Linked DNA regions of Homo sapiens: region 2 is linked to region 1. Evidence: chromatin contacts called from ENCODE Hi-C or POLR2A ChIA-PET data. All regions are on one chromosome and are shown on one strand. The core of a region is the stretch at or near the end of the contact, and the rest is flanking DNA. Distances in the headings are between cores, read along the strand shown. Region 1 holds the start of XIRP2-AS1 (XIRP2 antisense RNA 1). Region 2 overlaps XIRP2 (xin actin binding repeat containing 2).

Region 1 (2,700 bases), core at 191-2,690:
ACTAAATTCATTCTTTATTCTTATAATGGCCATTCATCTCCTCTGACGGGTTTTACAAAACAAACTGAGACTTCTGTTCTTTCAGTTTTCTACTGCTCTTTACGTGAGGGGATCCTTCCAGTCATTAATGTTTCTAAAATACTGTAGTATGTATATGTATTTGTGTGATTGTCATTTACATATCTTATTTTTTGTTTAAAATCAGACATTTTAGAGTAATGACGTCCAATAGAAACTTCTGTGATAATGATAATAGAAGTGTCCTATATCTGTGCGGTCCAATATGGTAACCACTAGCCACATGTAGCTATTATGCAATTAAAAAGTAGCTAGTGCAACTGACCAACATAATTGCTAATTTCATTGAATTTTAAGTAATGTTCATGTAAATCGTCATGATATTGGAAGCTGACATTCGTCCAATGAGCTGTCTACCGTTTTCATAAGAGTTGATCCAGATGCTAATTATTCATTTTAAGTGATCCTCTATCTGCCAATTTACCTTTATTAAAATGTATGTGGATAAGGAGAAAGTTCATGTTGGCAAAATAGATAAAAGGCAAATAGCAATAATTCACATATTAAAAACTTGTCTTCGAGAACTAGGGATGATCTCCTCTCTTTAGTATTTTCTGGTGATAAAATTAAGAAAAATATAATTTCAACTGTGTTCCCTTTTCAATGTGCTGATAAAGCAATAGTTTTATCATAGAAACAGAAATACTACTGTGAGGCTTTGCATTCTTTTTTCCATAACATCTTTTCTAGAGCTTAATTGTCTTGGAAATATGAATCCCCTCAGGTCAGAAGCAAACCTTTGTCTAAATACCTAAGATTAACAAAGTTAAATGAAATGGTGCAACAGGCTACTTTAAAATTAACAGCACCATTTCTTTATTAAAACAGGGCTTCTTTGGAAACTTCGGAGTAAATCAGACATTTAGTCACAGAGTAGTTCCAGCTAACACCATCGACACCATTTGTTTTGCTCTGCCTGAACTGTCCCCTCTAACGAGACTCAGAGGACAGGCTTTTATAACTGGTCTCTGGATACACGATGGTGGACCCAGGACTCCCAGCACCGGCTTCTGCTTCCGGACTTGCTTCCCTACCTACTGTACCTTATTTCATGCCCCAAATAATGTTATTTTAGTTCATACAGGAGACATTTCATTAGGAAAAATATTGTCAGTGGATCACCATCTAAAACAATTCTGTGGTGATGGCCTTTGTAAAATAAAGAATCCATTTTTTGTATCAGTAATCATCTCTAATTGATCTGCTTACCCAATTAAGTGTTTCTCTTTCTTACAGTCAGATCCACCTGCAGATTTTTGATGACTCCCACATGTTCCTTTTAGTCACTATTACAGTCAGTGAGTCAAAACACATTCCAGAGTTAAGTCATGGCCCAGTAAGAAGGGGCAGCTGGGAGTTTGCTATTCTGAGGACTGTGTAATGAAAGGTCTATTCATGAGGTCGTTCACGTGGTAACTATAAATCAGCACCTTGGAATGCTGGAAAATTTCCAAAATCCCAGGAACTCATTTTGAGCTTGCACGCGGTCATATTTAATTTTAAAACATGAGGCCATTGAAGAAAGATAACAACAAATTTAAGTATACCTTTAAAAAATCATTCATTCACTTTACTACCCTGAAATTGGAAAAAACTAAATATTATTTTTAATATTCTGACTGTAGAATGTCAGAAATGTGTACATATTTCTACCAAATATTTTTGATGTGCTGTTTTCATTTGCCCATTCATCTGTTCATTCATCAAACAAATAAGTATTGAGTGCCTATTTGTGGCAGGAACTATTCTAGGTGCTTGGAGACATCAATGAATGAAAGACAAAAAGAAAAAGAAAAAATCCTGCCCATGGAGCATATTTTCTAACAGGAGATCATACATTGGATGAAAAAATAATGAAGAAGTAAATGGTATATCGGAAGACAGCAAGTGCTATAGAAAACATAGGCCAGGATAGTGGGAATGGTGCATGATGGAAATTCCTAATTTTAATTAGGATGATGAGAATCAGCCACACGGGAAGGTGACATTTAAACTAAGACTTGAATAAGTAAATATTCTCAGTGCTTTGGGAGGCCAAGGAAGGAGGATTGCTTGAGGTCAAGAGTTCAAGACCAGCTTGGGCAACATAGCAACACTCCATCTCTACAAAAAATAAAAAATTAGCTGGGCTTGCGGCACATACCTGTAGACCCAGCTACCAGGGAGGCTGAGGCAGGAGGATCCCTTGAGTCCTGGAGTTCAAGGTTACAGTTAGCTAAGATCATGCCACTGCACTCCAGCCTGGGTGACAGAGCAAGACCCTGTCTCAAAAATAAAATATAGAAAAGAAAATATACATAGTTATATTTTGTTAAAGGCAAATGTATCTCCTAAGGTTTGAGGCAGAATATTCTCTGAATGATCCCAGGCCCCCTAGTTGGAGCAACTATATTGCTGATTTTTTGCAGTCACTTGAAGATAGAGGAAACATACCGCAGTAAAATCCTCATATCTTGCCACTGTCACCAATGGGAAGTGTGTGGAATCACTCCTACCCTGGTTTATCAGTCTGCACCTTGTGGATTTCTGATATTGTTCTATTCTGTTCTACAGGGAATAGGCCAAGAAAGGAGAGCAGAGGGCAAAAAGTTCAGGTAGAACCGCAGGGCTGACTGAGGGCTT
Region 2 (2,700 bases), core at 109-2,608, 40 kb after region 1:
ATATATTCTAAAATATGCCTCTATATTCTTCATACATAAATAACAGAAAGTTGTCTACAAATAGAGTTATCTGTTCAAATCTATGTCCATTACAAAAACAAACAAACTTGAAACACCTTTCACTTAATATTCCACTGTTTCATAGTGCGTATCTTACTGAAGAACTCTGAGATCAGTTGTCTTTTTTCTTTATTCATTACTTTTTAATCTTTAAAATTCAAAAATTTATAAGGGCATATCCAGATGTCTTGAGCCTTTGGTTTTGTCATCTCAGATCTTACTTCACCTCAAAAACTTTTTCTTTCCTTTTAAATTTAATATTTATTTCTGTGCTATTTTGCTCTTTCCTCCTCTGAAACAGTTATGTTTCTTTGATCATACCTCTTCCTTCATATTAATCCTTATCTAGGTCTTCATTTTCATCTCTTTGATTTTGCTCCTGTGTTATGGAAAAATTTCTCAAAATTTTCCCCATTACATTGATTGAATTTCATTTTTATATGTGCTCTTTTCTGTATCAAGTGCCATTTTAATTTTTCTGTTGAATTTTGCATTTTTTGCAGTCTATTTTAGTCTTCACTGTTTTCGTTATTTTATTTCATTTTATTGTCTCCTTAATAACAGCTAATCCACTTTCATAGAAGCTTCTCTCCCTGAATCTTTTTGAGCACATCAAGAATGTAGCTTGTATCTTTGTGACTTTTTCAGGTATTTTGGAATAAACTAATAAACTTGATCAGTTCTGTGCCTCATTCAGTCACTGTCCCTTACCATTGTTGAGCAGTGCCTCTTTATTCTACCTTGTCCACTTACTTCACTTGCATTGGGTCTTCATTGACTGAGGTCCACCATTTCCTTTCAATAAGATGAGTACATTTTTCTTATTGTGCCATCACTAAATACTTGGATCCTGTAATTTCTCCCATTGATTTTTCTTTTCCTTCTGAATTATATCTAAAATCTTGAATTACTGATACTGTGCAAAGTTGCTGAATAGAATTATGACTTCTATCCTATACCTTACAATCCTAACTTGTGTTTTCAGATACAATGTGTAAACTTCCTTTTGTATGGTACAAACCATGAAATATTACAGAGTTCCACCATCCCTTCTCTAAAGCATTGTTCCCTTAAAAACCTAACAACACATCCCTATCTTTTCCTTTTCTCTTGAGAGACATGGTGTGTGCATAGGTATATAATGATGGGGTAGGGGTGTAGCAGAGGCAGGGCTGTGGCTTGGGCTGGTCCAGAAGATGTTTACACGGAATTGGTGAGCCCACCTAGTTTTGGTCAAAGCAAACTTAGACTGTGGAGTGAGTCCAAGCCTCTCTCTATTATTTGGGGAAACTATTTGTTCTTCTCTGACTCAGAGTTTGTCCTATGCAGTATGTCATCCAAAACTGTGATTCACGTTTGTTGCTCACAAAGATAACCACAATTGGAAATTCTGTACGAATTTCAGCATATCTTCTCCAACTCCTCTTCCTCTTTGTCTTCTTCAAATTCTTGTTTTTCTTCAAATTCTTACTGTCTCTCTCTCATTATTAGTAATTAATGTTATTTTTTATTTTTTAAATTATTTTAATTGAAGGTTGACAAGAAGCCTATCAAGAACATCTGGACCTGCACCATTTTTTTTAACAAGGAAGCTTCCTTATTATACCTTACCTTTTTTCCTCCAGAACAAATATCATTGATTCTCTATAGTTCTTTCATTCATTCCTGTCTTTATTGTAAGGGATATGTCTGATCAAAATTATATTTATAGGACAGAGATGATCCTTTAAACACTGACGTAACTAGTAAAGAACAGTTTTACTTTTATTTTTTATATTGGGAGCCAGATCATTAGAAATCCTACTCAGTGTGTGCTCCAGTGGTGAGTCAAGACGGTCCACATTTGGCTCATTGGTCAGGTGTTTATGCATCCCTGTTTCCCCTGGACCATCCCAGCTTATGCCATTATGTTGGCATAGTTATTAATGGTGCTTTCTTCACTCCCCAAAGCCCCCTGGCTTGCATGATAAATTTATCACGGTCGCTCTACTTAACACTATGAGATATGATTTAAATATGAGTCATATGCCCAAAGACCTTATTCATACTTTATTAATACCATGATATAATTTTAATGGAATTAAACTTGGACAAGTGTAAATTATACCTGATTAAATTTAACTGCAATTCAATTACTAATACCCTAATTATGCTTACATGACACTTGAATGGGTCAATGGGTCATGCTACCTACAAGGGTCAAAGCAGATTGCCAAATCCTAATTGGTGGGCTAGTGTTTTGTGTATGCTAGCTAATAATATGAAACTTTCATATTCATATGTTTGCTCTTTAATTCTAAAAACCTTAGATGGGCCCCATTGGGTCAGAATTACATATCAGATGACTGAACTACAGTTGTCCCAGCATTAAAGTTCCCATACCTCCCCTGATAGTTCGCTTTGCTACCATGCAGAGACAGGGCCTTGCCAGAGCCTACCTATTGCAGGCCTACACTAAGAATTTATTATGGGGAAGAGTTGATCCCTCTCAAAACATATCACCCAACGTAGTGCTTGTATAGAACTTTTAGATTAAGGTCAGGATAAATAATATCCCAAATAATCCAAACATGTAGAGTCAGCAGAAATGAATTCAATTCCCACTTTTGCTGATTATTAACTTTTGTCCTTGGAGAAGTT

The links. A loop is a pair of places that touch in the nucleus more often than their neighbours do. ChIA-PET counts read pairs that join two places held with the same protein, here RNA polymerase II (POLR2A). Pooled maps may share reads with other maps.
Region 2: a map of PC-3 shows a loop between it and region 1 (4-fold over the local background). The contact joins the enhancer-like site here to the promoter of XIRP2-AS1 in region 1. A Hi-C loop is called at or near these places in 29 of 168 maps with a recorded cell type or tissue (Calu3, IMR-90, MCF 10A and 13 more), 2 of 37 single-sample maps with no recorded cell type and 15 of 50 pooled maps. POLR2A ChIA-PET finds 5 or more read pairs at or near these places in 2 of 52 experiments (BJ and naive thymus-derived CD4-positive, alpha-beta T cell).

What each region holds. Positions count from the first base shown.
Region 1 is chr2:167,139,515-167,142,214 of GRCh38, forward strand. It overlaps XIRP2-AS1 (XIRP2 antisense RNA 1), which reads right to left and starts at 1,441. Exons shown (of 2, transcript NR_046665.1): 1 at 1,288-1,441. The region is part of intron 3 of XIRP2 (xin actin binding repeat containing 2); the gene reads left to right. RefSeq lists an enhancer at 778-1,977.
Region 2 is chr2:167,179,958-167,182,657 of GRCh38, forward strand. All of the region lies in intron 3 of XIRP2 (xin actin binding repeat containing 2), which reads left to right. Among named protein-coding and RNA genes, the nearest start is that of XIRP2-AS1, 40 kb to the left of the region's middle. Within about 2 kb of position 1,359, at least 2 of the 41 ENCODE cell types and tissues checked have a DNase peak (open chromatin) inside an H3K27ac peak, as active enhancers do; they include PC-3 and mammary epithelial cell, where a contact is called at or near this core.